4 separate regions of the Mus musculus genome follow, and all the other regions are linked to region 3. A link is a loop called in an ENCODE intact Hi-C map of the cell type or tissue named here. Cell type or tissue: heart. All regions are shown on one strand. Links, peaks and the distances in the headings refer to the core of each region. The heading gives the core; the rest is flanking DNA. Region 1 overlaps Hdac9 (histone deacetylase 9). Region 2 overlaps Hdac9 (histone deacetylase 9). Region 3 overlaps Hdac9 (histone deacetylase 9). Region 4 overlaps Hdac9 (histone deacetylase 9).

What was found. Peaks named below come from ENCODE experiments on the same cell type or tissue, not always from the same donor. Only the 100,000 strongest peaks of a DNase experiment are listed, where the experiment ranks them.
Region 1: it touches region 3 in a loop (4-fold over the local background); 10 of 42 quality-filtered maps call a loop at or near these places.
Region 2: a loop joins it to region 3, with 2.5 times the contacts of the local background. A loop is called at or near these places in 6 of 42 quality-filtered maps.
Region 4: it touches region 3 in a loop (2.3-fold over the local background); 4 of 42 quality-filtered maps call a loop at or near these places.

Annotation. Positions count from the first base shown.
Region 1 is chr12:34,443,309-34,451,667 of GRCm38, reverse strand. The region is part of intron 4 of Hdac9 (histone deacetylase 9); the gene reads left to right. Among named protein-coding and RNA genes, the nearest start is that of Gm51984, 230 kb to the right of the region's middle. In heart, for the core only: no CTCF peak of the experiment used is centred there; no DNase peak of the experiment used is centred there; H3K27ac peaks cover 809 bases.
Region 2 is chr12:34,649,793-34,658,151 of GRCm38, reverse strand. The region is part of intron 3 of Hdac9 (histone deacetylase 9); the gene reads left to right. Among named protein-coding and RNA genes, the nearest start is that of Gm46347, 130 kb to the left of the region's middle. In heart, for the core only: a CTCF peak has its summit at 4,295; no DNase peak of the experiment used is centred there.
Region 3 is chr12:34,525,950-34,534,308 of GRCm38, reverse strand. Hdac9 (histone deacetylase 9) reads left to right here. Exons shown (of 28, transcript NM_001271386.1): 4 at 5,964-6,026. Among named protein-coding and RNA genes, the nearest start is that of Gm46347, 260 kb to the left of the region's middle. In heart, for the core only: a CTCF peak has its summit at 4,084 (motif pointing right); DNase peaks (open chromatin) are centred at 4,888 and 5,338; H3K4me3 peaks cover 2,136 bases; H3K27ac peaks cover 2,961 bases.
Region 4 is chr12:34,469,160-34,477,518 of GRCm38, reverse strand. All of the region lies in intron 4 of Hdac9 (histone deacetylase 9), which reads left to right. Among named protein-coding and RNA genes, the nearest start is that of Gm51984, 260 kb to the right of the region's middle. In heart, for the core only: no CTCF peak of the experiment used is centred there; no DNase peak of the experiment used is centred there.

The DNA of each region.
Region 1 (8,359 bases), core at 1,964-6,963, 83 kb after region 3:
GTCACAGCTCCATGGTATTATGAAGAGATGAACATCCCTTCTGTAACATCCTCAAAACTGTATTTAGAACACTGTAAGCGCTTTGCACAGGTTCCATAATCTAAAGAAGAACACCACTTCTCCCCCTGAATCATGATATTTTACATTGCTCTTGCCCAAATTTGGAAAGATAGCTTGGAATTGTCCTCTGAGAAAAGCTAAGTGTTATCAGTATACATGGTTCCTGAGAGCTCACGTGTTTTAAACTCATCTCCAGTGTGCTTCCTGACAAGGGCAGGGATGTTTCTGTTTACAGGCAGAAGTGGTGCCACCCTGTGGCAATGACATGACTGTAGCTGCCAATCAAGCTGGATTGGCCAAGTTTGAAATTAGGCAGCATTTGAGGGGCTTTTTGCTTTTATCATTCTTTTGATATAAATTGCAGGCACAAGGTATAAATGTATTCAGTTTTTTAAAATATTCTGTTATTATGATCCTTATAAAATGACAACTTTATGATATTTGAAAAAGCAGTAGTTCTTTTGTTTTGTCCCTAGTTTGAATTTAGCAAAATACATGGAGCGAGTGCCCACTGCCCACAGAGCAGTGAGTTCGATCAGAATCTGATGGAACCTGGATCACCAGTGAAATCACAGAGAACTGAGTGACTAGAACTCCTCCTATACCCTCAAAATCCATGCGTTCCTGTTGACGTTAGATGCTGAATCTAGTCAGAAAGCTTTATTGGAAGAAAAGATCCAGGTGATTAAAGACACAGTCGAGATTTTTGAGAAGCAGCATCGCCAGATCTGAGTAGGCTGTAGAGGGACTCTGCCCCTGCGGCTTGCTTGCGTTTCTGCATAAGGACTTCCTGAGAATTTAGGGATCCGGTCCTGTCTCCATTCTGTAGGAATGAATGAGTTCTGCATCCAGTATGAAAGAAGGACCTTGTAATGCTCAATGCCTCTACCTTTGTTCGTCTATGTCTTGAGAATCTGCATATATGTTACCTTAAATTGAATTGTTGAGACCTTCGTTATTTATTAGATATTTTCTTATTAGTTCAAAGTAATCATCTCTTATTAGCAGGGTAACACACTTCCCCCAAAAGATGTTTTATATATTAAGATAGTGAACATTTATATGCTTCTAAGGTATGCTCTGTGTATTTTCTATGAGTATATGTGTAAGTGGGTAGATGCATGCCGGTATTCACATGCATATGTGTGTGTGTGTGTGTGTGTGTGTGTGTGTGTGTGTGTGTGTGTGCGCGCGCGCGCGCGCGCATGCACGCGTGTGGAGATAAAAAGACAACTTTGAATATTATTCCGTAGGTACCATCTACCTTGGTTTTTTTGAGACAAGGTCTTGACACTGCTCTGATGTTTGCCAAGCCAATTAGGCTATGCTGGCTGGACACCAAACATCAGGGATCTAACAGTCTCTACCTCTTCTGCCCTAAGACTGTGGGTGCACAGTACTACCACAAGTGAGTCTTGGTGACTAAACACAGGGACATCTAATTGTACAGCACATACTTCACCAGTAGAGCTATCTCCCCAGGCCAAGACTGAGCAGGTCTCATCAAAGGGTGTAAAAGCACTCTTTGATTAAGTTGATTTGTGGAGTAAGCAAGTGTATTTTGTTCATAGAGTGGTATAAGAGACAGGATCTGCTAAGAGAAGTTTATTTAACTGATATCTACCTAATAATAACTTATGCTGTATACTATGCTACGTTCTGTTATTACCATGGTATCCTCTGCATCTAGTATCAGGTTTCCATGGGAAAGATTTCTTTATTTTGCTATTTGCAAATGTCTGTCATTTGATGCTTGTTTATAAATGAAAGTATAATATAATTGGTACAAAAAAAACCATTAATGTTTGTCTTACTCTTATTGTATTTTTTGAAAGTAAGCTTACTCCCAATCTCAGATGAAGAAATTTGAGTTTAATTGAATAAAGAACTCTTTCAAATTAATACTTATAGTATCCATTTAAAAGACTAAAATTTCCTGCCTCCTCTGGGTTTCATTTGCTGGTGCTGTTTACATCAGATTAAATTCTTAGATCAAATTACAAAATGCCATGGATGCATTTCTTAGTTCCTGTTAAGTTAAAAAGTGACATAAACTGGCTTGGTTTTGTTTCCATTGTGCAAGAAGCTCCACGAAGTTTTTACTCAGTTCTCAGATAGTAAGAACTAAGGAGTAGGACAAAAGTTTAGAACTCTCGACGAGAATTCCAAAGTGAAGCTGTGTTTGCAAAGACTACTAATGACTGCAGTAGAGAAATTGCTGTTTCTGGTACAGTGGCTAATTACATTATCCCAGACTAGCTTTAGAACCTGAATCGCCTGCCTCTCTGTCATAACTGACATTCACTAATAGATAAAGCCCTCTGTGACTCTATTAACTTAGCACAGCATTGGCTTCCACCAACCCAAAAGCTAAGATTTCACCAGATAGCATGTGGAGCTGATGGGAAAATCACCCATCTTGCTGAAACCACCTGTATGATGATCCCACCAACGTTTCTTAAAACTTCCTTGAATCATTATTTTGCTTTGTTACTATAAAACCTTCATGAAACTGCTTCCACGTTGGAGCATGGAATTTGTGGTAACCTAAACCTGTGTTCTCAGGCCATGGTCACTCAAATCTGGCTCTAGAATAAACTATCCCTCATTCTCTTTGAGTTAAAGGCTGTGTTTTTTCGCAGACAGAACCAAGTGTGCACTACAAATTAGTTGGCAATTCATGTTTGTGTTATGGTTTGTTATGACTGCTTAATTCAAAAGCATATTTGCAGAGAGGGAGTTTGAATTAAGTAAATCAAAATAGCAAAGCCTTTGATTAAAAAGTTAGCCTGCTTTAGCTTAAATGTTGATATTTCAAGGACTACTGATATTTTAGTCATTTGTGGTTATTTTCGTTTCCTGTCCAGACCCCTGGGAAATAAGAGAACAGTAAATCAAAGCCAAGATTGCCTTCTGCATTTATTTTCTTTGCATTTATGCCATGTATTTGTGTACTTTTAGAAACTAAAGATATTCACGACTTGATCACAATCACTGTGAGGGAGAGTTGTACCTCTGAACAAACCAATTTATAAGATTCTTACGAAAATGTTTCTTTTAATGTTTGATAATTTACTCATTCTTTCTATTTCCTGATGATTATATTATAAATGCTAATAGACTATATACTAAGAATATCTACATTCCTAAAATGAAGTTTGGACAGAATTGTTGTCAATTTCAAGGAACTACTTTTTCCCTAAATCATTTAGACACATTCTAACTTACTAATTTAATTTTCCATAAAATTACTTCTGAGACTATAGATTCTAATGGAGACACTTATGTACCAAGCACACAGTCTACCATGTTTAAGCACTGAAAAAATAAATCAATTGGTGATTATCTTGGGCAAAATTTCAGAAACTTTTGATTAAATGAGTTTAAGAGGATTTTAATATATATTTCTTTTCTCTTTCAAGTTTGAAATAAGAAAAATAAATTCTCAATTTACATTTTGCCACTTTGGTCTAATTTTCTAATATACTATGGGTCTTAAGTTAGACATTAATGTCTAGGTAATTCAGGTTGTAATCTATTCTTGGTAACTCTCTTGAACAAATGGTATAAATGGGGAAGTTGTATTTTTCTGTGTTTTCTCCTACTTTGGTGATTGTTGTGGTTTAAGAGATAGAAAATGACACCGTAAAACCTTTTAAGATTGTTTGTAAATGCTTTTTTGTTTTGTCAGGTAATTTGTCTGAATAATTGGTATTCACTTACCAATAATTTAAGCAAAGACTTCACATAATCTAGCATTGAGATGGTCACAACAGCTAATAAATTGTTGCTTTGGGACTTTCACGGGATGTGCTTGCTTTTATGACCACAATTATGCAGGCACATGCATGAATTTCTATTTCACAATACTTTTTGAGTTTCGTCTTTTCACTCATTCGTTCATGCATTCATTCATTCCAGGCATGCACTAGTCACTGAAGCCCCAGGCTCCCCAGGGGTGCTCCAGGGATAGTGAAAAGGGCCTCTTTCATGAAGCAGGCACTGCTCTTGGAGGGATCATCTGAACATTGAACAGTAGCTGGTCCCGTGGCTGAGCATGGGTGTGAGCAGACAGGAGATACCTCTTGCAAGTTTTCTTCATATTGCAGAGGAGGTGAGGGCAGGGCAGAGAAGGGAAAGGTGCGGTGCAGGAGTCTAACATTAGGAACTTTTTATTCATTTATTCGTTCATTTATTCATTTGTTCATTCATGCATGCATGCATGTTCAGATAGAAGGAAACAAATAAAACACAGAAGTAGTAAAAGAGATCACTGGGCGGGGTGGGATAGAGCCCTGGAGAGAAAACGAGGAAGAATAGAATTAAAGAGGAAAACACTTAAATTGGGTGTTGCCTTGTAGACCTGAGGAAAAAGGGCAGGGATACTGCACCACATGCAAACCACTCTCAGGCAAGGCCTCTGTTCTGACAGTCAGCGATGAGATGCAACCAACAGAGTAGAAGAAATAAACAATGTAGGCTTTGGCTTTGTCTACTCCCAAATGCATTGGTAAGGCTGGGGTTTGGGGGGGGGGGGGTTCCCGTCAGAGAAGGCAAATGTCAGGGGGATCTAGACTAACTTTCATAGAATTGAAGGAAGGAAGCAAAAGAGTTCAGACGTACACTTATTTGCCACAACCCAGAATCCTGCCTGTAGAGCTCCCTGGTGTTTCCAGGGTCCTGCACCCCAGCTTACTCTGTTTTCATTCATTAGCTTGACCAAGGACTGGAAGAATAAAGGGATGGGATGAAGGCGAAAAGGGAGACCCTTTTCTTCTGGTCTGCCACTCCACATTTTCCTCCCCACCATGCACACCTATTTTTTTCTCCTTAATTCTCCCTTCACATAACAAACGTCACAACACACAAGAGGACTAGGAAAACTTATATTCATCCTTTTTTACTCCTTGACATATAACTACGTGTTCTTATTTTGTTGTTGTCTTGTTGGTTTTGTCGTTGTTTTCCTTTTGATCGCAGTTGTGTGCCCATCTATGTGTTACTGTCATACATATAACATAACTACCCTTCCCCATTCTCTCCAATCCCACCTCACCTGGACCTCACTGTGAGCTCTGGCAATGAGGTGAAGTGCATTATGCCTTTTCTTTCTATTGCCTACTTTATTTAACATAAGACTAGGATATACTCAGAAAGAAAGTTTGCTGAAGTAAATTGATAAAGAACGAGGATGTCACTATTAAACTTACATTCTGATCTGTGGTCCAGCTTCTGGAAATGGTAGCAGGATGCAGGCCTAGAGAGGAGGTGTAAAGCCTAATGCTGATGTAATGAGTTGTCACACAAGAAGGGATAAGAACATCAATCCACAACATAGAGAAGCAATGGAGGAAAACAAACACCAACTCACTAAAAAGCTCTGTAGAAACAAACACACTCCTACTGGCAGACTGCAGACAGCCATGTTTCCAGAGGCTAGCTAGCACCTTTCCTGGGAAAGAAGTGGCTTCTAGTGGCCAAGAGCCTTTGCGACCCTGAAGCTGGAAGATCCAGATGGACATATCTGAAGAGCACAATGAAGTTACTTTTTCTTGTTCTTCCTCAGTGACACTGAGTTTCTGCTGTCTTGGCTGCGTTTCCACCTTTCATTCCTGGAAGCCGAGGGGAAAGGGACTGTTGAGTCCCAAGGATGAGCTTCTCCTTTGTCACTCTTGGCCTGTCACCACAAAGAACAAGCCCATTTCTCTGCTCCCCAACTGCTTCCTCAGTAGCCATGCTCCGTACACAGTTTTGGGGGCTCTGTTCCCTGGTCAGGATTGCAGGCACCTACATGGACCATCATCATCACATTACAGCCTGGCCATAGACCAGGGCTCCATGACCAAACTCAATTCTCAGAAGAGTCAAATGAGATCAGGTCTGGCTCCATCAGCACTGTTTGTAAGGTAATCAGCATATGCAAAGAGAGGGAGAAATGGTGAGGCTAGAATCAAAGTTCCCTCCAAATGCAGTGGGCACCACAACAATGTTTCCAGGAGTCTTCGGGGCATAGTTGATATCTTATCCATGAGGTGAGTATTTAGGATAAAGACAATAGACCTGGACTCATGGATCATCTCTTGCACAGTCTTCATGATATTGAATGCCTGAGAGAGAAGGCAAATAGAATTGTGTGCATACATAGAGTCCAATGAAGAGTGATTTTTCAACCCAATGACCTTCTAAGTGGTGGTGTGTCCCACTTTGTTAAGTTTTTTTCTTCCCTAGTTTTTTTTTTAATTGGATATTTTCTTTATTTAGATTTTAAATGTTATCCCCTTTCCTGGTTTCTCATCCAAAACCCCCCTATCACCACTCCCTCCCCCTGCTTACCAATTCACCCAGTCCTGCTTCCTGGTCCTGGCATTTCCCTACACTGGGGTATTAAGCCTTCACAGGACCAAGGGCCTCTCCCGCATTGATGCTTGACAAGGCCATCCTCTGCTACATATGCAGCTGGAGCCATGGGCCCCTTAATATGTACTCTTTGGTTGCTGGTTTAGTCCCTGGGAGCTCTGGGGATACTGGTTGGTTTATATTGTTGTTCCTCCTATGAGGCTACAAACCCTTTCAGCTCTTTGCGTCCTGTCTCTAGCTCCTCTATTGGGGATCCTGTGCTCAGTCCAATGGTTAGCTGAGAGCATCCACCTCTGTATTTGTTAGACACTGGTAGAGCCTCTCAGGGGACAGCTATATCAGGCTCCTGTCAACAAGTACTTGTTGGCATCTACAATAGTGTTTGGGTTTGGTGTCTGTATATGGAATGGAAAAAGAACTTCTGGCAGAAACACCATCCCTGGCATCAAGCTGTACTACAGAGCAATTGTGATTAAAAACTGAATGGTATTGGTACAATGACAGGCAGGTATATCAATTAAATAGAATTGAAGACACAGAAATGAACCCACACATCTATGATCACTTGATCTTTGACAACGGAGCTAAAATCATCCAGTGAGGGAAAAAACACAGAATTTTCAACAAATGGTGCTGGTTCAACTGGCAGTTAACATGTAGAAGAATGCAAATCGATCCATTCCTATCTTCTTGTACAAAGCACAAGTCCACGTGGATCAAGGACCTCCACATAAAACCAGATACACTGAAACTAATAGAAAAGAAAGTGGGGAAGAACCTCAAGCACATGGGCACAAGGGAAATTTTCCTGAACAGAACACCAATGGCTTATGCTCTGAGATAAAGAATTGACAAATGGGACCTCATAAAATTGCAAAGCTTCTGTAAGGCAAAGGACACTGTCAATAGGACAAAGCAGCAACCAGCAGATTGGGAAAAGATCTTACCAATCCTAAACCTGATAGTGGGCTAATATCCAATATTATATATATTCTTGAGTATATAAAGTACTCAAGAAGTTGGACTCCAGAAAATCAAATAACCCTATTTAAAAATGAATACAGAGTTAAACAAATAATTTTCAACTGAGGAATAGTAAATGGCTGAGATTCACCTATAAAAATGTTCAACATCCTTAATCATCAGGGAAATGCTAATCAAAACAACCCTGAGACTCCACCTCACACCAATCAGAATGGCTAAGATCAAAAACTCAGGTGACACCAGAGGCTGGCAAGGTGGTAGAGAAAGAGGAACACTCCTTCATTGTTGGTGGGATGGGAAGCTGGTACAACCACTCTGGAAATTAGTTTGGTGGTTCCTCAGAAAATTGGACATAGTAGTACCTGAGGACCCAGCAATACAACTTCTGGGCATATACCCAGAAGATGCTCTAAGATGTAATAAGGACACATGCTACACTATGTTCATAGCTGTCTAATTTTTAATATCCAGGAGCTGGAAAGAACCCAGATGTCCCAAAACAGAGGAATGGATACAGAAAATTTGATACATTTACACAGTGGAGTACTACCCAGCTATTAAAAACAATGAATTTATAAAATTCTTAGGCAAATGGATGGAACTAGAAAATATATCCTAAGTAAGGAAACACAATCACAAAAGAACACACTGGGTATGCACTCACTGACAAGTGGATATTAGCCCAGAAGCTCAGAATACCCAACATACAATTCATAGACCACATGAAGCTCAAGAAGCAGAAAGACCAAAGTGTGGATACTTTGGTCCTTCTTAGAAAGGGGAACAAAATATCCATGAGGCGATACAGAGACAAAGTGCAGAGCTGAGACTGAAGGAAAGCCCCAGTTTTGATTTAGCTGTAAAGTACAGAAACAATAAGACAGAGCATTAAAGCATAGAGGGATGGTTGTCTTCGCCCTCCCTGATTAGCTAGGTGTGTCACAGTTCTCAGTACCAA
Region 2 (8,359 bases), core at 1,447-6,446, 120 kb before region 3:
AGTCGCTTTGAAATTTCAACCTCACAATCTGGGATCTGGATCTGTGTTTCAGTATTGGCTTTTCTCAAAAAGACCCATCTGCATGATTTAGGGTCTTGTAATATCTGGTCACCCCTGTAGCCAGCAAAATATTTTCCTGTATCTTAACAGATCAGGAAAATGCTTTGAGAAATATTCCAGCTCTGTGAGCAAATATCCTGATAGTTACCGGATTTCTCATAAAATTTAAAGTTTCTTTCATAACTCTACTGACCTTCACGTGCTATTGAATTACAAACCCAAGCCCCCTTATGTAATCAAACTGAAGGAATCCTGTTTAATTAGCAATATATGACCCTCTGGAAGTATAAACACATAAAAGTTATTTTCCTTGATGTCATCCTACAAAATGCCTTTATACAATTGTAAGCCCTGAAACATTGATGTCTTAGGAGTTAAGCAACAGTAGGCTTCCCCCTGTTCCAGACCCCCCAAGGCAGAGAGATTTCAGCCAACCATATAAAGGGTAACTTCAAATCTCTCAGCTCTCAGAGTGTCACAACAGTTGAGGTTATGAAAGACCTTCTTTTATTGGTAAGCAAAACAAAAGCTGTGCTTTTCAGCTGTAAATCATGACGTAGTCTTATTATACCTAAAAGAATTAAAGAATGTTAAGTCAATGACCCTTTTTCCTCATCTGTGCCCCTGAGGATAGTTATTAACGTCCATTCTTGCTTCAGAGTGATCCTGAACCTGTTCTCACAGCCTTCTTATTCTCTAAGAGCAAATGGACTCTTTATGAGGTAGTTGACGGAGATTGAAGACATTATGTGATGCATCTTGGGTATCAACTGCATATAATGGAGACAACACAACAGAAGTACTGGCCAGTTTTCCTACATGATCAACACACATGGGTTAGAGAGTTCTGAAACCCTTCTCTTCTTCAGGAAAACCTTGTACTTTTGTGCTTGATAGGAAAGGGGCAGGCACTGTGAACTCAGGCATTTGCTTTCCACCATCCTGCATGGTACTTAGGGCAGACTTCTGGAGTCAAGCACAATACAGGCCTCCTCCTCCTCCTCCTCCTCCTCCTCCTCCTCCTCCTCCTCCTCCTCCTCCTCCTCCTCCTCCTCCTCCTCCCCCCCTCCTCCTCCTCCTACCCCTCCTCCTCCTTCCTTTTTCTTCCTTCCTCTTTCTTTCTTTCTTTCTTTTTCTTTTTTTGTGTTATCTTCCAATTCCAGATAGCAGATCACTTTGCATTCTTGTCTTCTGATGTTAGTATATGTGCAAGCTAAATCAAGAATGGCTTCAAATTAAATTTCACATTTGCACTTGGCAAAGCCTGGGTTGTATATTTTCAGATGATAAAAAAAAACCATAAAGAAAAAAATACTTTAAATTTTTGCTATAAAACAGAGTTTAGAAGAATCATTTAAATAGAAACTCCATTTCAAATCAGCACTAATCAATGGACTGTGTATACTCATTTACTTCCAGGTGAAAAGAATCATGCTAAATACAGGCTCTGGTTACTTTCCTTCTAATTTACTGTGTTTGCCACTCCGTTGTGACCTTACTATGCCCTTGTAGTTTATGGACTAAAGGCAACCATTTTGTAATAATGAAAATATGCAGACAAGCTTTACCACCTAGGAAAAAAGTTTGGTTTTAATATTTGGTTTAAATTAATACAAGTTGATGTTTATAAAACTGCTCCATGATGTTTGGAAGAGAAGAGATGTGTTAGCTGCCATTACTGTACAGACCTGGGCCTTTCCATGTTGTTTGTTGGAGGTGAATCAGTGGACCAAGTTATGTTAATTAATTACATTGGTTTTGATTCACAAAGATACACTGTTCCCAAACTGATAATGCTTTAAAGTTTTTTAAAAAGGCAAGAAAGTCAAACCATTAAATCCTTGCTATTTTTTCTTTTTTTGTTTAGTTTGATTTGCTTTATTCTGTTAATCCAGACTCTAATTGGCTGCACCTCCGCCTTGCTGTGATTTCAGAATCTAGTTTTCATCTGTTACCTATAGTCAGACCTCTTGAGAGGCTGCTGCCTACCCGGCAGTGTTCTTAAGGCACCAGAGACAGCCACAGAGCTCAGCACATCCCGGAACCTGATGCAGCTTTCGTATTTTTTCTTTGAGAGAGACTGGAAATTGTTTTGCCTTGGCCCTTATGTTTGGAAACAAACTGGACCTCACATGGCCCCAGGGATTTGAGGAGCACATGATAAAAAAAATTGTAAATTGATAAAAAAAAAAATCTCTGCTCCAGTCTGTGTTCTCAGACAGACATGCTGGTTCTAGACCTTGGAAAAATAACTCTTACATCTTATGGATCACAGACCGCCACAGTGGGCTGTGACCTGAGGGTGGCCCCACCACTCTCACACATGGTACATCTCCTTTAGGAAGAAGTCAGCTCTGGTGCAGTGACACTTCCCAGACTAACCACATGTTTCAGAGCCACTGTCCAACCCCAGCAGAGAATTTGTAAGCTTTGCAGTTAATGCCACAAGAATCTCGGTTCCTGGTAGATCTCTGTTTTCAGTAGGGTGCCTATGTCTAGGTAATATCTCTCAGACTCAAATGATTGTGACCAGTTTAAAGTAGAGATTGGTTCATTAGTAGAGAAAGGGATAGTTTAACATTCAAAAATGTTCAGGTAAAAATGCATGGGTCTGTACCAGGTCTCTTGGATATATGTTATGGCTGTTAGCTGGGTGGTGGTGTAGAAGTCCTGACAGTGGGAGCAGGACTATCTATCTCCCCTTTGCCTGCTCTTGGGTCTCTTTTCCTCCTACTGGATTGTCTCAGTACGAGGGCTTCTGCCTTGTCTTACTGTATCTTGTTTTGTCCTGTCTGGCTGTCATCTCTTAGAGGCTTTCTCTTTTCTGAGGAGGAAACAGAGGGGGAGTGAATCTGGGGAGAGGGGAGATGGTGAGGAGGTTGCAGAAGTGGAGGGAGGGGGAACTTAGGTTGGGATCTTTTATACAAGAGAAGAATCTAGTTTTAATTTTTAAAAGGGATTTTTCCCCCATCATTCCTGATGAAGGTAAATACTAAAATCATGACTCCTTTTAAAGTTTTTGTTGCCTGGCATCTTCTTTTTGTATAAATTACTTTGGTCATGCTCATCCCACACTCTTCTATCCTCCCTCTTACTTTGAAACCCCTTTCCACAACAAGATCCCACCAACACTTCAATTCATTATTTTGGTGTGTGGCTCACTGTGTTTAGTTAGAGTTTCTTACCAAGGGTCGGAGGTTATTTACTGGAGCAAGGGCTGCTTCACCACTGCAGAAAAGAACACCTTCTCCTTGAATAAGGAGATAGCACAGTAGTCTTCTGGGTTCCTACTCCATCAGTGGGTGAAATGTGGGCAAGCCCAGTCTTGTGCATGTCTTCTGCAGATGGCCTGGATTACAGTGAATACATGAATGGCCATATCATGTGCAGGGGATATCCTTTCCTATGGCGTATCTCTCCATCTTTTCACTCTTTTATCCTTTCTATCCCCTTTGGCAATGTTCTCTGTAGTTTGGAGGGGTGGTCTAGAGGTCCAGTTTAGAGCATCTACCATGAATTCTTCCCACTTGTTAACCAGTGAAGCTTTAGTTTGCTGTGGAATGTTGCAGACTTTTCTGAAAGACACTAGCGACAGCTATACCATCAGCCCTGGATCTTCCCAGGGTTAAAATGTGTCAGACCCTAGGAACTGGGTTTGCAAAAACAGCCCCAGAAACTTGGTTCAGTGAGGTAGCTGAATCTCATTTAGTTATATTGATCACTTTGAAAAAGAAAGACACTTTGAAGAAAAACACATCTTCATGGTGATGTTTTGATTTCTTTGTTTCCAAGCTGCTGTATTTAAACATGAAATATAACTCATATCTATAGAGGTACAAAATAGATTTGTGGTTTTCAGAACCTGGGGTTGGAATAGGGATTAGGCAGGAGAGAATTTACTGAAATATTTGAAATGTTTTAAATGTGGATTGTGGTAACAGTTATACAATCTGGTTTAAATATAATATTTAATTAAGTTAACTTAATTAAAACATTTTAACTGGCTAAATTTATAAGCATATATCAATAAACTTTTAAAGTGCACATAAAATAACTAGGAAAGATCTGTAACTCTGTTTCCAGACAGTTATTGCTGGCATCAAGTGCAGAAATCCCTCCTAAAGGTATTTACTTACATTTCAGTATAGCACTAAATGTGTAAGGTAAGTCAAAAAGCATTGAGGACCAGCCTTACCTCGCCTTGCTTCCATTCCCACATTGTGCCATTCTTCCATGGAGCCTCTAGAGAGCAGCATGTCTATTTTACCAGGAAGGAGCATTATTGCATCTGAACCCGATGCCCTAACTTGCAGACATCTGAGCACCCCATTTCCTCATGAGCACCTCCCCCTGTTAATTGAATTTCACCCAGAGGCCCTGTTCTGTTTGGAGAGGAGCTTCACTGAGAGGCACCCAGGGCGTGGTCCTCACCTTCCTCTCCTAGCTGCTCTCATTTGCTCTCATCTTCAAGCTCTGTAAATACTGTTTGGCCTCTCTGCATGCACAAGTGGGAGTATTTTTGCTGGGATATCCACAACTTTATTTTCCTTTTTGGTACTTATGTCAAGACAGTGGCCAGTTAAAGCATTGACTATGTCTGTACATAGGAGAGATGTGAATGTGGAGAAACTGAAATAAGCATCCCTGAAATCATAAAAGTTTATAAAATTACTTTGTGAGGACTATACTTTGCCCAGAACAGGAAAGGGGCCAGAGTTCTTTACAACGTGTGAATCTTCAGACATGAAGGCCTAGAAGAACTGTGAGAATATTCTTTTTCTTTCTTTCTTTCTTTTTTCTTTCTTTCTTTCTTTCTTTCTTTCTTTCTTTCTTTCTTTCTTTCTTTCTTTCTTTCTTTCTTTCTTTCTTTCTTTCTTTCTTTTTTTCTTCCCTTCCCTTCCCTTCCCTTCCCTTCCCTTCCCTTCCCTTCCCTTCCCTTCCCTTCCCTTCCCTTCCCTTCCCTTCCCTTCCCTTCCCTTCCCTTCCCTTCCCTTCCCTTCCCTTCCTTTTTCTTCCATTTTTCTTTCTTCCTTTCTTTCTTTTTCTTTCTTTCTTTTTAATATGAAAACACTTACTTGGCTTACCTTTCAGCCTATAGTCGACCATTAGGAGAATTCCTCATAAGGAACCAATTCTGCTAATACATAATATTGGACTTTAGAGTCACGTTTACTTATGTATGATACATTTTTTAAAAATTAAAAAAATATTTTAACAAATCAGGTTGCCATTACCCTAGAGAAGAGCTGAGTCCAGTTTTTTAAAATGTATAAAACAACACAAATCTTACATGCCTTGTAGTTTCAGTCTTGGGAACTACCAAGACTGAAACACCAGGGCACTAAGTGTCTGGTTTGGGCTTTATGGACCATAAGCTATGCCTCTGCTCTCACAGCTATTAATGGAAGGAGATATCTGCTTCATCAGGCTCTCTGAGAAGGATGCTAATTACACTTGTGAGAGCATTTACAGCCACAGCATCTCTCAAAGTTCACCCTCTCCTAAAGCCATCACTTTGAGGTTAGATCTCAACATATACATTTTTGACTTCTGTACATATATTATTATCCAATTACCAAAAAAGAGAAATCATCAGACAGAGGGGAAAATCACATATTTATCACTATGAAAGATTTGCAACATAAAACGTTTATATAGCAAGCTTTCTTAGTTATGCATCATTTTTCTTTTGGTTTGTCATACGAAAGTACTATAGACCAAATGCCTTAAATAATCTCAAACTAATCTCTTACAATTTGAAAATCTGGGTAGTATTAGATTTGAGAGAGATAGAAAAGCTTACATAGGTTCTAGAGAAATTGGCTGAGCTAAATTATTCTTCAAGGTAACATATTTATTTATTACCAACACCAGGAATACAAAGTAGATTTTTAAAGAATGAGAAAGCGAGGCTTCAGTTCCAGCAGGCAAAGTGGGCTACCCATTCTTACAGTTTCTGTGGGAAGGTTCAGATCACACCACACCAGGCATCATTCTTCATGGAGAAGTCTATACACTGCGTGACTGCAGTCAGATTACCTTGTGCCCAGGCAACAGAACTAAAAGATAGAGCTCAGTTGTTTGTTACTGCACTGTCACAGGGGTGTTGTGTTAGCTGTTTGTAGCAATACCTAGAGGTCAAAGTTAACTGAAGGGGTAGCAAGATGGATGAAGCTGCCCAATAGATTTAATGTCTGATTTGTCATTATGACCAGGGACTGGTGGGAGCATGCATATTGCCTTCCTAGCTACGAGTGGAGCAAGAGGGAACCCTTGTCTGTGGCCATGGAAGATGTGAACCAGCAAAGGCATCTGTGTCCTGTTCCCCCTGAAGGCACTCTGGATTTGTTTTCAGTAGATCACCTTTATATTTGTAAAACTGAAGACCTTGAATTTAGATCTGCTTCGGGGAAGGGTGTCCCTTGATGGGCAACGAGTGACAATTGTTTTCAACCCCATCAGTCTCAAACTCTGAAACTCATACATGGATTGAGAGGCGTAGACATTACTTCTTTCCAAATGCTGAAATCATGCTTAGGAAGCTAGCATTGACTCCTGTGTCACACTGTATAGCTAGCTATTCCCCCTGCTCATCAGTTAGTAGCAACGAACCCCTGCTATAGAACCAGCAGACCTGGTTAGACATTTGCCAGAAATAACTTGAGTTTATACAATAATTATACATTATTCACTGTTCCTCAAGAACAGGGAAATTGAGATCTAGCACCATGCTTTAAGAATAGTATGAAGATTGGAGGAAATACTACCTATAAAATTTATGTCAAGGAAATTAGTAATTGATTTTCCCAATGATAGCAACTAATAAAGTACAGTGTTGGTGTGTCATTGTGCATCATGATTTTGTGACTATTATCAATGACTTTTCTTCACTTGGGGCGGTGAGGAGCACCTAAGGCCGCACCAATGATTTTTGTCCCAAACTGCACTGCCCCAGGGCTGAGAGGGAACTTTGATCTTTTTCTAAGCACTTGCGTTTCCTCAGCTGTCCATTGTGTTTTCTAAAACTTGTGAAACTTTTCAAAACCACAGGAAAGTAGAACAAGCAATAGAATGATGTTCCAGGGTGAACCAAGGGTCTCCTATGATTTCCTCCGTCTGGTTCTACATCACCAGTGGTAGACCAAGGGGTCTCTGATTTCCTTCCTTCTGATGAGGACCTTTCGGACAGGGCTCCTCCCACCACCTTAGCATCCAGACACGGCAGTGTTTTTGTCCTAGAGTTCTTTCAATTTCTTGATTACTTTCAGTCCTCTCATTTTTATTAGATTGTTTTAAGAGAGTCCTTATATTTGTTTGGGCTTAATTGTAATTCCAGCATGGAGGTTAAATTTTTCTGAGCCCCCATTCTTCCTGTTTCTACTTTTCCATGATTTTCCTGGAATTTGGAAGAAAACTCATCACCCTTTATCCTGAGTGGGCTTTTTCAGCCCCTGTCTTCCTTATTTACACATTCTGAAGACTTTCATCCCCTCAGTTCCATGCTGTCTTCATTGCTAGTGCTTTAGGCTCCGCCCCCTTTCCATGCTATAGAGCACACACACTAAACACTTGTTTGTCACTTTTACTTGACTCTTCCCCCACACTTCCTAAATTATCTCGTTAGTTAAAAAGGTTCCAAAAGGTTCCCCATTTATAATAGAAAAAAGTAAATTGAAGAAGTAAATCAATTTCCCTTACTTACACTTTAACATACTAAATTCTTTATATCCTCCAAGGTCTAATTCAAGTCATCTTTCTTTTGAAGCTCTTTATCTCTTTTCTTCAAAGTTTCATTTCTTCCTTCTCTTTCATTGTCTTCAACTGTCATAGCACTAGTTTCAATTAATACATAATGGTTGGCTTTTCATTTTTACATCTTCTGTAGCTATGTTTACTGCTCAAGGGCAGGAGTAATTTAATTTAACAAGGCTTACTTCTGTACAGTCATGGCAGATCATAACTTTGCTCATATTCCTCATTGTTTATTCCCCCATTTTCGTGGGTAGTATGCATTTGTGTCTGTGTGTGCATGTTTGTATCTGTGTGGGCACATGTATGTGGGTGCACACACACATGGTAGCCCTAGATGGGTCTCTGAAGCCATCGTCAGCTGTTCTTGCACCTTATTCATTGTGGCAGGGTCTCTCAAGCAAACCTAGAGGTCAATGATATAGGTAGCTGTGCTGGTCAGCTTGCTCTGTGTGTCCCTTCTTGTAAGAAGTCTTGACATTTTATTTATACTCTGGGGATACAAATTCCTGTCCAGTGCTTGTTTGGAAAGGGCTTTAACCAGAGACAA
Region 3 (8,359 bases), core at 1,940-6,939:
AAAGAAAGAAAGAAAGAAAGAAGGAAGGAAGGAAGGAAGGAAGGAAGGAAGGAAGAAAGAAAGGAAGGAAGGAAGGAAGAAGGAAAGAAAGAAAGGAAGAAAGGAGGAAAGAAAGGAAGGAAGGAAGAAGGAAAGAAAGAAAGGAGGAAAAAATAAGTAAAGAAAGAAAGAAAGGAAGGAAGGAAGGAAGGAAGAAAGGAAGAAAGGAGGAAAGAAAGGAAGGAAGGAAGAAGGAAAGAAAGGAGGAAAAAATAAAGAAAGAAAGAAAGGAAGGAAGGAAGGAAGGACGAAAGAAAGAAAGAAAGGAGGAAAGAAAGGGAAAGAGAGAGAAAGAGAGAGAGAAAAAGAAAGAAAGAAAGGAAGGAAGAAGGAAGGAAGGAAGGAAGGAAATAAAGAAAAAGAAAGAAAGAAAGGAAGAAGGAAGGAAGGAAGGAAGGAAGGAAAGAAAGAAAGAAAGGAAGGAAGGAAGAAGGAAGGAAGGAAAGAAAGAAAGAAAGAAAGAAAGAAAGAAAGAAAGAAAGAAAGAAAGAAAGAAAGAAAGAAAGGAAGGAAGGAAGGAAGGAAGGAAGGAAGGAAGGAAGGAAGAAAGGGACAGCGCTCAACTACTGAGCACTGTCTTCAGCATTGTATTAGCTTTGGAAAGACACTTTATAGTTTTTCCCAAATGTTTTATAATTGCAAAATTTTTGAAAAGACATTTGAGGATAGGATTCAATACTTACTTTCCACTATTTTGGAAACCTGGACTTCTGCTCTCATTGTCTCCCATTTTTTAATCTATCTGAAGGTAAAATATGGTAATAATTCAATTTCAAAAGAACTTAGCCAATTGAATTAAATTTATTATATTGAGTTTTTTTAAATGCCCTTTAACTTGGATGTTTACGCTAGTAAACATTATTGTAAAATGCTCCCCCGACATGATCCGTAAAACGAGTGTCAAAACGAGCTGTTAAGACGTGAGCTTCATTTCTTTACCAGCACTAGTGAGGTGGAGTGAGACAACCAGCTTCTTGGAGTTGAGTTTTCTGCATGTGAAATGCTGGCGGTCACTGTACGAATTGATTGTTTTCACAGTGCACGTTTTTCTTCTGCAAGACAAACTTCAATTGCCATACGAAGGGCCTAATATATGTTCATACTAAAATATCTTTTTGTTGTCAACACTTAAGTGGTAGACAGGAATGCTAATGAAGAAGAAGATGGAATAAATCCATCCTGTTAGAGGTGAGACAAACAAGACAGTCAAAATGAAGACACGTTGGACAGCAGTTTCCTGAAACCTCAGAGAAATAGGATAATTACTTGCTATTCTGGAGTTTTATTCTATTTTTGCTTATAAAAGCTTGGAGATCTTTTTTGTCAATTGTGTTCTGTGGGTGTAATTAAGCATGAAGTGACGAAAGATGTGTAGGCATCTATTATGCCAATATTATGATTGTGTTATTTGTCTTACATATTTTTCACAATTTTTGTATATTCTGTTGAAAATACTCTGAAACAAGTAGACAATTATTCCACTTTTATCAGTAATTCATTTGACACTTTATTTTGAAAGTTTAAAGTAACTATTTGCATAGTTTTGGTAAGGGGTAAAGCAGGGTAACTGGAAAACATGAGTGCTAGCGATACAAAGTTAATTACCATGGTCACCATAAAAAAGTCTCTTTGGACCTGATTATGAGACACAAACACGAAGAAAGAAAGAAGTGGTGGTGGATGCACAGGGAGCTTGATGGCAGCAGGTTTTCTTTCTCTTTTAAACAATGTGAATACTGCAAATACTGGTTAACAGAGAAATGTATTTCATCATCGAATATTTATACATTCTGTCATAATTTTCTCATGGTTGCTTGCATTAATTTATTGTGTATTTAGTTTACATCCTGATTGTAGTCGCTCTGCAATCCTGGTAGTTTCCCCCTTCACCTCTGAAAATGGGGAGGTGCCTTCCAAGGAACCAGCCCAACCTGGTACCTCAAGTCACTTCAGTACTAGGTACATCCTCTCCCACTGAGGCCAGACATGACAAGTAATTCCCTCTTATTCATCTCTCTCTTGACCCCCCTTTACCCTTAGGTGTTTTCCTTCCTTGTCCCAGTTGTTCCCCTTCTGCTTTTATGACATTCAGGAGGTATAATATGCATCCTCTTACCCCTTCTCTCTCTGCCCCTCAGTTGTGTCGATCTCCTCTTCTTGTCTCAGTTTCCTTTCTATTTTGATATTCTACATATACATATGCATATGTGTATGTCCCACATAAATACATACATACATATATACATGCATACATACATACATACATACATACATGCATACATTCAAATCAGTACTCCACAGAAATACTTTTCTTAGTCTGGCTTGTTTTATTTAAGATGATTATATCTAGGTCCATAATTTTCCTGACAGTGTAATGATTTCATTCTTTATAGCTGGATAAATCCTAGTGTTCATATATACCCATTATCTTTTTATTTATTCATGTATTGATGTGCCTCTGGGCTGATCACATATCCAAATAATGCCATAGTGAGCATGGCTGTCCCCAGGGCTGTCCTGTAGTCCTCTGGGTATATACCAATAGTGGTAGAAGAGCTTAAATGATAGCTCTCAGTTTGGTTGTTTGAGGAATCTCTATACAGATTTCTATAGTGACTGCAGTAGCACCAGTTTTAATTCCCATCTGAGGTGCATGAAGTTTCCTCTGTCTAAACGTGCTCATTCGCATTGAGTTACCTTGTTATCTACATGAGATACATCTTGATTGAAGGTGGAGTCAAAGCAATTTTAACTTGCATTTTCCTGAGGCCTAGGGTGTTGACTGCCCATCAACCAGTGAATGGGTAATGAAATCTGGTCCAGATATAAAATGGAGTACTATTCATCTCTAACAAAAAGGAAACACAAAATTTCAGGAAAGTAGGTGGGCTTAAAATGTATTAATTGATATCAATTGAGGTCACATAATATCAGAAAGAAAAATAATTTTTCCTCTCATGCACGTCTAGTCTATTACAAATATGTATATATGTAAACAAATATTCCTGTGGTTAAAATATAACACTTAGAAAGAAGAGAATGAGAGATATATTATAGGTGATATGGAAAGATTCAATACATATGTACACATTAAATGCTGGACAGTGAATAAGGAAAACAGATATAAAGCTAATTGAATTTTTTTTTAGGTTTAACTCTGTCATTATTTTTTCAGGTTTTGTTTGTTTAGTTGGTTGGCTTGTTGTTGTTGTTGTTGTTGTTCTGTGGCGGATGACCACATGAAAATATAATTAACAGTGGAATACAATACCTCTTGTGAAGCTCCACTGCTTCTGAATGGCTATTCTAACTGTGTAAACTTTCATTAAAATGCATACACTTAGGATACGACTAATCGCATGTGTGATGTTTTCTATTTATAAGTTCTCTACAAAAAATTATAAATAAAAAATCATTTTACAAGCTCTGCGAATAGATGTCTAAAAGCTTTTCTGACAGGACCTTAATGCACTAAGTAGAGTGCACTAGATGGAACAATAAATGGAGACGTGTCTTAGAGTGCAAAAACATTATAGAATAAATATTAAAAATGAAGCAATGATAAGGGGAGAAACATTGCATCTCTCAATTAAAAAAAAAAAAAAAGAATGAAGCTGCCCTGACTGGAAGAGCAGCTCCTGTGGGAGAAACTGAGGCAGATTGCATATAACTCTTGAGAACAATCCCTTTCACCAGATCCAAAGTGCTGAGTATGATAACCACACCAAGATGACTTTCCCTACGAAGGACAGGGCTTCCATCCCTTGAATTTTATACATCCATTAAAAAAAATGTGAAAACTATTTTCCAGTGATAGAAACATTAAGGATTTGTTGTTTTGCTTAAATACAACTGCCTCTAGAAAACTGCTTTGAAATGTTTTGTGAGTTGGCTATTCAGATAATGCCTTTTCCAGAAGAGGAGAGATCTACACAAGGAAAACAATCCAGCCATTGTTATCCCATCTTCTGTTTGTCAGACTTCTGTGCACCCTTCTTTGCTTTTCCTGGTTTCCACAGCCAGCCTGTGGGGGGCGTCCTCTGCCATCTGCGTGGTCCAAGCCTTGGCAACAGGAGCTCTTCTTCCTCTTGTCTCCCCTGTCCCTGACAGCGATGCTGAGTAGCTTAGACTTGGAAAACCTGGCAGAATGAGGGGTTTCCCTTTCCTCTATGTCCTTGGAACTGGTTAAATGCTGGTGTCCCATTTGAGGATGCTGGATTCATTTCTTGCAGAGAAATGTTATTATAAATGTATGCCAGAGACTATAGAACCTTTCTGAGAGGTTGTGCAGTCCATTTGCCTTATAGGTGAATTCTATAACCTGTGTTGGCCTCAAACGACTGACCTTTTTTTATACTAAACCAAGGTCTATATTTCAGCGAGTCAAGATATAAATAGGCGCTGGCCATTTGCACTTGGGTAGTGGGCACAGAAATTGATTGTCTGATTGGCAGGTGCAGATGCTCACTGATCTCACATCTGTAAGAATATCACGTTTACAGGTGAAGTGCATCTGGCCTGTGGCACAGAGGAAAGTACTGCAGATCTAAGCCACAGCCACAGTTGGATTTTTATTTATTTATTTATTTATTTATTTATTTTTGGTTTTAAGTGTAATAGGAAATGGCTGCAGTAAAATTGATCTAAGATTGGTCTAAGATCACATTAGGGGTGAGACGGACAAATAGCTCGTAAACAACAACAACAACAAGAACCAACCCAAACCTTCATAAAGTTTTTTTATTCTGGGGTGTGCTTGTTTTTCCAAAAACTACCTCTGCTAAGTCTCCTGTCAGTGCTGAAACTAGAAGGCAGAAAAGCTTCTCGTCCCACAGCCAACTGCAGTGTAGCCAGAGAAACAGGCAACAAAAATAGATCACCAGGATTGCTGTGCGTGGGTGAGGCAGAAACCACATTATGAGCAAAAGCTTCCAGTATTATTTTAGAACCAATACAGCTCTGCACTTCTCTGCTCTCTCTTCCAAAAACACATACTACAGAAATAAAATGAAATGAAATGTGTGTGCACTCTCCCTCCTTGAGTTAGAATTCGGCTCCTTTTTCTCTTGATTTCCTTTCCTTGGAGGTGAGATGCCAGTGTGAAAAGCCAACATGTAACGCAAGTTGAGGGAGGAAAGAGTTAATTGCTTTTAAGGCCCTGCAATAGAGAATTATGGTTTGAAAGATAGAGGCTGGACAGCTGGCTTTGGTGGGGTATTTTTAAATGCATTAATGCAGGCTGCAATCACTCGGCCATGCTTGACCTATTTTTGGCTCAGGCCGACCATTGTTCTATTTCTGTGCCTGTGGGCCATGCTGTTGTTGATTCATATGCAAATGGATTATCACTAGCTTTAGCCAACTTGAGCTGAGAGAGACTGAGAAAGGGAAGAGAGAGACGCACAGACAGATAGGAGGACACCCTCTGGAGCCACTTGCAGGCTGAGGATCTCTCCTTGATACCTTAGCAGTCCAGGGAGCTAGACGCCAGGTTTAATGGTTTCTTTTCTTTTTTATCCCCATGGGTAGAGTTAACATTTTTCTACTTATTCTTAAAAAGAAATAACCCCTGAAGCACATTCCTTTTGCCCACCTGCTCTTAGTTTCCAGGATAGCCTAAAACTCGAGCCAGCTATAGCATCCAGTCTGCTCTTTCTGCTTTGCACACAGGTTGGTAATTGGAGGGGTCTGGGGGGGGGGGTACTAGGTCTTTTTAAAGGGTATGTCCATCTAAGCAGAAAGGAAATTATTGTGGAAGTTGATCCCCTGCTTGCTGTTTCTCCTCGGAGAGGAGGGAGGACCAGTCAGGGTAGCTCTTGGGACCAGAGAGCACTGAGCAGTGATGAATCTTTCATGGAGCTGAAGTAAGAGTGACTGGAGTATGCTGCAGACAATTTACGAGACTGACTCCTGTGTTTCCTCAGATGGAGTGGCCGGACGGGAGCAGCTCTTGGCTCAGCAAAGAATGCACAGTATGATCAGCTCAGGTATGATCTCTTTTAGAGCTGGGATGTTTATGTTTGAGAAGGCTGGAGGGGAGGCGGGGAGGGAAATGAAAGAAAGCAGCTTGCTTAAGGAATTGCTTTTTCGGCTTGATGTTGATTTTTTTTTTTCTTGGTGCCATTGAAGTGTTTAACTTAGATCCTTCCTTTACCCTTTGCTTGCACATTCTGAGTGTGTTCAGAGAAGGCTGTTTCTGAATGAAATTGCAAAGTATTGCTTCTGATGCCAGGGGACACAAACACAAGTAGAAGGAAGGTGTTAGCCTTACTGTGCAACTAGAGAAAGGAGAACTGTGTTGTGATTGTTCACACATGCTAGTGGGACTTTAAGTTCAGCTTGGGGCTTCAGTTTAAATCGCAGCTTCAGCCAGCCAGATGACTCTATGTTTACAGTGTGCATGCACAAGCGGAACTATTTATAGATCTACCTTCTGAAGGATGTGTCTGAGGGGTTCTCAGGTAGTTTTATTCCTTTTCCGAATGTGGCGTTTTCTCTGAAGCACAGAGTGAATTTGTTGTAGATGAGACAGAATTATTGCCAGACGCTTATTTTAATTTTCCCCCAAACACTTGGGAAGTCTAGCAGTGCCAGGCAGGTGCATGCGCGCGCGCGTGCACACACACACACACACACACACACACACACACACACACACACATGTGCATGCACACACACATGTGCAGGCACACACACACATACACACACACAAAGAAATAAATATGTTAGAAGCAGGTGCAATGCTTTGTCAAATTCTGACAGGAACCAATTCTAGTTTGTAGTTTTTATGTACATGCTTGATCTCTCTCAGAGATCCTCTGATGGGTGATGGGGCTTGTCTGCTTTATCAGTTTATGTCTATTAAAAGTTCCTACTCTCCAGGCAGGCTGATTTACTTTAATTACTGCTGTTTGTTATTTGTTTTCTACAACTAATTCATAAAGCTTTTATTACTCTGTTTCTGCCATCTTCTGAATACTGTAGCCTAAATTGGTTCAAAGTTCTTCTTTGGAGCTTCCTAGTCCCCCCTGTGGGCTTCCTCTCAGTTATAGATCACTGCCTTCATCCCCGATGTCACATAAAACAGCTTTTGCTTAGTAGACTTGAGTAGGAAAGGAATATTCCACAGGTTGGCATGAAGTCGCCTTTGGTGCCTGTACATATTCCCATCTGTGGATCCTGCTTAAAGCCAGTTCTCTTTAAAGATCTGTTCAGTGCGATGGTTTTTAGATCCTCTGTTTTCCCCATCTTTTTATAGAGTCATAATGAAATGTCAGTTTTGTAGAATTTGGTATTTTACACCAATGCCGCAGTAATTACATTCATGAGTGATGTCTGTTTAGCAAAAGGGAACATACTAGAACATCCATGGTTTGTTATCATTGTGACTGAAAGCTAACAAGGGCTCAGGGAGAAGAAGCTAGCAGGTGTGTCCCAGCTGGAACTGGACACTTAGTATTGCATTTTTGAAATATCAGTGAACACTATAAACGCTTATTTTATCTATTTCTTCAGTACCATAATGACTTTTTCGTCTTTGTCTTCGTGTAGAATTGTTTCATCTTTTAGAGAATAGAAACAGCCATGTCTTGAAAGTAACAACCGTTAGCTGACACTGGGGTAGCCACTGGTGTGTTAGCAGGCTTTATGTTTTGCCCATGATTTTAATAACCGTCCAACTTGACTCAGATCCCAATAGAGATTATCATTTACCTGACATTAAAAGATTAGTATGCAGCCTAACAAGATTTTCAAACTGGAAAGCCTGTGATTGCTTAACTGCCAGCAAGGCACCTGCAGCTACATACGTGTAGCATACATGTAGCATAGTTACAGGTAAGGTACTATGCTAGCAAATGAAGAGCAGTGTTGTAGTCAGTGTCAGCCTACCTAGCCTACCACACAGCCCAGTCTGTCTGCTGCAAACAAGGAAGGTCTAAATTTTACTTGGTTTTAAAACACAGACCCTTAATCAAATCCTTCCTATGATATTTTATTTTGTTTACTGAATATAATCTTAGATTTCTTTCATTCCACCTTGTGTGTGTGTGTGTGTGTGTTCTCCTGAGTCTCTCCTTCTGGATCACAGAGATACCAAGTACATTTTCCAATATATGTTGCTTGGATTCCACCCTGAAGTTTCTCGCCTAATTTTAAATGAGCATCATAGAGATCAGGTTTGCAAATCTCCTCAGCTGTAGCATTCTTAGAAAACTTAGACCTGCAGTGGTGGAGTTAGGACCTGTATAGTTGGTTCTGCTGGACCTTCACCAGATTGTTAATTTTCCCTCTGGACTCGTTACTAAATTATTGATGTGCT
Region 4 (8,359 bases), core at 2,124-7,123, 57 kb after region 3:
ACCGATAGGGTACTTCTCTTGTTTTATTCTAGTAGTAAAATTGCTGAAATACTAATGACTCCATAAAGAAAAACATTGGAACTATGTCCCTAGAGTTCAGGTCCTTATGATACTGTCTATGATATTGAGGTACTTCTTATCCCAAACACTACACAGTAAACTGTGAGACTGTGAGATGTACAATGCCCAGGAAGTGTCCTGGGTACCTGGGGGAAGATCAGCAAATGTAATAAATACAGTGTTAGTGAATGAAAGAAAGAGTCACCTGTGATGTAATGTCCAGCTAAGGTGAGAAAAGAATGAACTCTGCTGCCTCATGGAGTCTCTCTAAACATGCAATGCAAAGTAAGGGAAGGCTGAGGTGAGAAAGCCTGGATTTCTTCCTTGTTTAGCTTGTAGCTCTTTGGACTGTGGGTTTCTGAGTTTAATATTTGAAATTTAGTTGGTAGTCTGAGACATTAGCTTATTTTTCAAAAGCAGCAAAATAATACCTGTTTACAAAACTGTAATCTTCTTTTGATGAGTATCTGAAGGGGAACGATTTGTGTATCTTCTACTTTTAGCTGCTTTCCTTCCTATTCTTTCTGCGAAGCAGCACACACCCTCACCCAACAACTCCTTAGAGACTGCAAAGAGACGTTTTCCTTAGACTTAGTCATTCTGTTACATGTAAGAAAAAAATTAGATCCCTTCAGTGTAAGAATCAGATCTCAGGAAAGTCACTGACAGAAGAATTTCAGGTACAGTGGGAGAATTTAACTTCTGCCAAGGAGTCAAGTGCCCTTATGTTCCCATGGTGTCTGCTTCTTGATTTTTGTCAACTGTGACCTGGTAATAAAAACTCTCCTTGTTGTTCTGAAGATTAGGCAACATAGAGGTAAGTACCTGACACCAAAGGCATAGTTGAGAAGCTTCACCTTGCCTTTCCATTTCAATCTGTTCTAGCTCAGTATTTTTCCATTTCCTCAGCCTCTTAGCACTCTGTTAGATTTTCTTGGCCAGGATGAAGATTATATAGAACATTACCACTTAAGGGACAAGTGTTTGGTTTGTTCCTACGTCATGTTGTATGCTACCTTGTTAATGATAGAGGATGGTAGCTCATCAGTAGGTCAGACAAATCCATGAATCCGAGTTGAAGAATTGCTGAGTCACTGTGGGCCTATCCTCCTCACATGACCATGTTCACAGTGAATTTTTCTATCCAGAATGTGGCTATAGTTGGTGTTAGCTACTTTGTGAGTTCTTTCTCCTACCTTTCACTACCCTTTTCCCACCTTTTCAACCCTTTACCATTAGATAGGCGAGAAAAAAAGGATAAGAAAGAATTTGGAGCAATATTATTATTGAACTACTTCCTGGTGATTTGAGTGATGAGGTCATTTGGGCAAGTTTCATCTTCACTGTCAAAGATATTTCTTTTTCTTCTTCTCCTTCTTCTTCTTTTTTCTTCTTCTTGTTATTCCTCTTCCCCTTCCTTCTCCTCCTTTCCCTCCTCCACCTTCTTCTTTGCACAAAACTACTTTACAAACTACAACCAACAGCAAACAATCAACAACCAAACTCTACTTCACCTCTCAGGGCTCTAGCATTTATATACCCTCTGAAAACTCTCCAGAACTCCCAACATCATGCAATTGCTGAAGCCATCTGCTGCTGGCAATATCACACCCTTGCTAGAGCATGCATGAGGCAGATCGTAGTCAGTTGCTGTGGACAATCTGAAGCAGTCCCATATCCCATAGCTGGGATTAAAATGAAAACATATTCTTATAATATTTTTTTCATTTTTTAAAGAAACTAAAACACAAAAAATGTCACTGTGTGTCTTCTGGACTTGGTAAACTATAATAGATAGCATCCTTAAGAGTTTGAGAGCTTAGTTTCCATACATCATCATATTCATTTACAATCAGTAAAGCTAACTTTTTTACAATAGTTTTAATCTTGACCAACCATATTGCTAGAGCTGCTAAGATGTAGTCCTCCATTCATATCTGCCTGACTTCTTCTCTTAGTGAGGGTTTTACTACTGTGAACAGACACCATGACCAAGGCAAGTCTTATGAAAACAACATTTACTTAGGGCTGGCTTACAGATTCAGAGGTTCAGTCCATTATCATCAAGGTGGGAGCATGACAGTATCCAGGCAGGCATGGCACAGGCAGAGCTTAGAGTTCTACATCTTCATCCAAAGGCTGCTAGTGGAAGACTGACTTGCAGGCGACTAGGGTAAGGGTCTTATGCCCACACCCACAGTGACACACCTACTCCAACTAGGTCACACCTATTCCAACAAGGCCACACCTCCAAATGGTGCCACTCCCTGGTCCAAGAATATACAAACCATCACACTTGTCCTTCTCTGATCAGTTTTAATGCATGAGTCCTATTCACAGTTGTGCACTTCTCTGCACATTTCTTACTCTGACCTGTTCAGCTTTGCAAATGGTGGATTCTACCAAATATCACCTCTAGGCTTTTTCCTAGCTCTTTATCATGTTCAGCTCATTTAAAACAATGGAAGAAGATTAGATTGTGTTTACAGATGCTCTTCAGCCGGCCCCAGACCCATTCATAATTCTCTCTCTAGGACATCTCTTGCATCATGGTCTCAGCATCTATCCTGGCTCTATATCCTTTAACTGAGTACATTTTCTCCATTTTCCAAGATCTAGTCTCATAGCTGTGACTTGGTAGGCAGTGAAGATGGTCCATTGGGTAGCCTGGCAGGTATTTTAGCTCATCCTGATGGACTTAGTATCTGTGCTCTATTATATTACATTTCCTTCTAGTCTAGAGGTCATAGAACCTGTCTGGACACCCTTGCCTCCATTGTTTTCTGTGTATTCAACCAATTCCAGTCTAGGCAAGTCTGCTTTTCTACAGGGATAACATATGAGGTTTGTTCTCTGACTTCCCTGTGAAACACTGACAGATATGATGATTGTAAACTGGTATTTATTAGCAGTATGGCAGACCACTAATCTTAACTTTAAAGGATATTTAGGAAAAACAGAGAGACTTAACCTTCAATTATGTACTCAAAATTATGATATGGTAGAATTGCTATTGTTTTGTTACAAAGAACTTATAAAATATAAAACATTTTAATAAGTTAATGCTACATATAATAAGGAAGTTAGTTTAGGTTTCAGTAAATAAAAATTATAGTTGAATGTCAGAAACATACTAAAAAGAAATCTATTGGTTATCATTCTACCAATTATAAAGAAGATAAGATAATCCAGATTTTATATAGTTCCATTAATTTACAGACAGAAAAATATATGACATGATTATGTTTTGATTTATAATAATGTGTCCTATGTTGATCTATATAATGAATGTATACCAATAAGCACAATAGCCAAATGTATTTATGCCAGTATATTCATCACAGGGCATTGAATATAGATGTCTCCTGTTCATTGTTTTGTCATGAAGAAAATAATTTTCTGATCTTTAACATAATGATGTCTATTCTTGTCAGCATATTATATAAAATATATGTCATTGCTTCATTTTCTTTTGTACCCGGACATATGAAAGATGTTGAGCATTTGGCTGGAATTATCAAATAGTTCTCTGTGATGATTCTGATTAAAATTGGGGATGAATTTATTTCAGGCTATGACTAATGTGAAAGTTTATACTCCTGATTTAATATTTCCACATATTTTATTCAAGGGCATCAAGTAGTTATATAACAAATGTTTATACGACAAAAATATAAATTATGAATAAAGTACATTTATGATCGTGAAAAGGAACACGACAGTCAGATTTTTTTCTTTGCTTTGAACCTTCAAGGTATCTAGAAGTTTATGCACCTATACTGTGTGTATTTCTACAATTTCACGTGTGTCTTCTGAATTGCAGGTTTCTAGAGCCACCTAGTTTGCAGACTCCACAGTGACCACAACTTAGTGCATCGGAGTGAGAAAAGACAAAAGGAAAAGAAACATAAACTACAAACTTAATGCAAGCACAGAGCTGCAGAGACAGTTTCTCTTTGTGCAGCAGCTGCTCGAGCTTAGGGAAGGTTTCTAGGGAAGAGGATGTGATAGCCAGGGTGACTGCATGTTCTGAAGCAGTGTGCCGCTTCCCACACTGGCGCATTCTTGACTTTCTTATTTTGGAACGTGGCTATACCTGTAGGCATGGCATTCTTCGATTACCACGCCATGCATTTTCTTTACCACTGTAGATACCCTGAGCCATATTGACTTCCCCATGTTGAGATGTAGTCGTACTCTAAGAAGTTTTTTTAAAAATGGATTGTTTAGAGAGAAATTTGATAGCAACTCTGGAAGAGTGAGCTGTTCTGGGCATGGAAGTGTGTGTGATATGTAGAGCTATCATCCAGGCGAAAATGTGACTCTCTCAGATGACATTCTCCCAGCAGAAACTGTGACTATGTACAAGCTTAAAAGCCAATTCCTAAGCCGAGTGTCTTGGAAGCAAGCTACAGTCAAGACTGGCTGAATTAACTTTTTGAGCTATTCCTCTTCTCTTTCACTTCTGAACTAGACCCTTTAAAAGAAAATAGTGGAGCCACAAAGCCATGGACCTAGTGCTGAGAGTGCAGCTGTGTGTGTGTGTGTGTGTGTGTGTGTGTGTGTGTGTGTGTGTGTGTGTGTGTCTATGTCTGTGTGTGTGCCTCTGTGTGTGTGTGTGTGTCTATGTCTGTGTGTGTGCCTCTGTGTGTGTGTGCCTGTGTGTGCCTGTGCACTCCCTTATGTGCATACTCACACACACTGTGTAAACCATTGTGTGTTTTGGCATGGCCCACGCCAGCAGCCAGCAGGAAGCCTCCAGGGTTGGGACGGCTTTCATCCTCTGTTACACCCTCACAACCTTCCTGTTTTACGATAATTCTGAAACCTAATGCTCCTGCTCCTTTTAACTCGGAGCTCTGTTTATTTGCCTGTGGCCTGTTTTATTGTAAAATAAAAAAAATCTTAAGAATCCTATGTTTAGGGGACGCTTTGTTTCTTAAGAACAGTATGGTTGTCTTAAAGGCTAAATGACTGTGCTTTAATGATGTGTAAAAATTCAGTAAAAAATAAATGATAGCAATTTTGTTTTAAGAAGAAACTTTTAAAGGCACTTCATGCAAGAGACTTCAAAAACTATAATCAAACAATTGAGAACAAGCTGTTCTGTGAGAACTTTTCATTTTTTTCTGCCCTTTCCACAGTGAGTTCTGTCTTGATCTTCAAAAGTATATGCTTTGGTTCCAGAGGGCCACTGGTCGGGGCATTTGAATTACAGTTTAAGAAGAATTCTTCACAGATTTTAACTGTCTCTAAGAATGTTCCCCACCGTGGCAAAGGACGGAAGGAAGCCGACTCACTCTCTCTGCCACCATCAGTGGTGAATGCTCTTGGTTTAGCTTCTGCAGCTGCCAGCTTCAGGCTCAACATTTCCTAGTTGGGCTTGGGTTAATATATGATAAGTACTGTTGAGAGTCAGTGATGAACACTCTATACACTGGGCTAGCTTCATAGATCACACCAATTTTCCTGTTAGCCCACCAAGTGAGGCTCACTGCAAGTTTGTAATACAGACAGCATCTGTGTGTGCTTTGGGCACAGTGACTCTCTCTGTCCTCATGGGACTCTGGACTCATGCTGGCATTTCTGCTAAGATTGTCTTCTACTGGCTTCATCTTTTCCTTTCCCTCATAACTTCTGCTAAATCCTCAGGATAAGCCCTAATGTTAGAGTTTCTTAAACCTTCATGAACTTTCTTTCCTGACTAGGTTGGATAATCCCTAACTTTGTTCTTGTAAATCCCTGGGTGTGTATTATCACGTCCATATCCTGTTGGAATAATCTTTTACAGATCCATTTTGGTCATTCTTCTTTACTATATTGGTTAGTTCAGCAGAGAACCTGACAGAATCAGTATATGGAAGGAAAAACTTATTTGGGCTCATGGTTCTGGGTGTTTAAAAAATTGTGGCAAAAATGATGTGCTGGGGCAACTCTGTGTTTCTGAAAGTTTATGATGTCTTTGATAATCAGGAAACATAGACATCTAGCCAAACATGTTGCCAGGTGTAACCCTCAAGGGCCACCCCCAATGGCTAACATCAACCAGCTAGACTCTGTGTCCTACATATTTCACAACCACCCAATGACCCATCACCTGGAGACTAAGCATTCAGACACAGGACACAGTAAGGGATGTGTCACATTCAAACTATAGCACTTAACTACTTGAATTGTGTATGTTGAACATATTCAACAAGCTGAATTTAGTTTAACAGATAATTGGTGTGTGCATATGAAGTACTGTCATTCCATTGTTTCTTGACATCAAATTACAATGATGTTCAAAGTCTCCTCTAATGTTTAACATTGCTCATTTTCTCAAAACTTTCTCATACTCTGTTGCTGGAAATATAATTTGGTCCAATGCTTTTGGAAAGTCATTTGGCAGTAGGTATCAGGAGATTTACAAGTTCATGGCACTTGATTCATTGATTCCATTTCTGGGAACTTCTCCTAAGGAAACAATTCTAATTATAGAAAATGCCGTATACACAGAAATCTCCATTTCAGCACTGTTACTTGTGGCAAAGGATTGGGAAGTCTTCCACAAAACTGATATTAAAGTTGGAGACATTGGTAATTATTGACAAATGGTTCTATGGCTAATTTGGGGCAATTAAGTGGGAGTATGTGATAGTGTTTTTTATGGTCTTTAGATGAAATGTTGATGGTGGAGATTGTAGACACTAAAAACAATACAAAATAATTTGAATACATAAAATAACTTGAACACTATCTCATTCTATTATACACACACTCAGCTCATGCATACAGATATATTAGGGGAAAGGTCCATTTGTTGATACTTTTTTTTATAACACAGTAATGGAGGTATGATTCTAAAGGACACTTAAAAATAATAAGATGAAAAATGATTGTTAGTAAAAATATGATTAAATTAATCATTATGAGTCTATACCTTAGATTATTTCATGGAATTTATAGACAGAAGTTGAGATTTTTAATAACTTGGTAATTGGTGTATTATAATACTAAAGACACCAAGATGAGAAATGTTGATCTCATTGCATGTAGAATTTAATATGAATCTCACATTAATTTGTATATATATGGTAAAATCATTGTCTCCTTTTTCTTGGATTTTATTTATTTGTCTTCTATGATGAAAATACAGTGGATTTTTTTATGTGCACTGGTCTTTTGCTTACATGTATGTCTGTGTGGGGATGTTGAATCTCCTGTAAATAGAGTTAAAGACAGTTGTGAGCAGCCACTTTGGTTCTGGGAATGTTCCTCTGTAGAGCAGCAAATGCAGAGAGAGAGAGAGAGGGGGGGGGGAAGGGAGGGAGGGAGAGAGAGAGAGAGAGAGAGAGAGAGAGAGAGAGAGAGAGAGAGATGGTAAAACATGTTACTATTCTATTCTAGCACTTGAAAGGTGAGGGATGAAGGATAAGGAGTTCAAGATCATATAGGATGACATAGGTAGTTTAAGCTCTTCCCAAGCTATAGGATACCTAAGATCCTATCTAGAAAAAGAAAACAAAGGAAAAGAAAAGAGGAGAGGAGAGGAGAGGAGAGGAGAGGAGAGGAGAGGAGAGGAGAGGAGAGGAGAGGAGAGGAGAGGAGAGGAGAAATCTATTATAAAAGCTTCTCCTTTATATTCCCAAATTACAGGTTGTTCTTACAGGCTTTCAAAAAGTTTCTCCCTCAAATCACGACTGCATTTAAATAAAATTACTGTTCTGGGTTAGACTCCTAGGGTGGGGTCTTGTTATGTCTTCTGTAACTATAGTAAGAATGTTCATACTTCATATAGATGAAAACAGTCGTTAGGATTTGTGTGACTTCAATATGTGTGCTCTGTAGTTAGTGTTGTAAGGGTCCTGGGAGGCGGTTAGCCCTCTAGGAAGCATGAGTCAGTGGAAAGCCCTGGAGGTGTGACCTGTAGAAGAGAGTCATACTCCACCTAGAGACTGACTCGCTGCATCAGTTACTGAAAGAATACTTTGCAGTAAAGTGAGGCCACAGCACATTTGCCAGTGCTGCTTGACACTGTCACACACAAAACCTGAATGCAAGGTTGTCTGCCATGCTATGACCCAGCGTGAGACCCTTGATATCATTAATGTGGACTTTCCAGTTTCCTGAACCAAGGGCCAAAAGTAAGGCACCTGTTCTTTTCAAATAGCACAGACTTAGGTATTTTGTTATAGCCACACACAATAGGCAAAGGTAGGTAGATTCCTGGACATCACATTAAACCGTTCATTTGCTTTAATATTCTGTGCTGATGCACTGAAATGAACTAGGGATTCTTTGAAAAGAAATGTACATG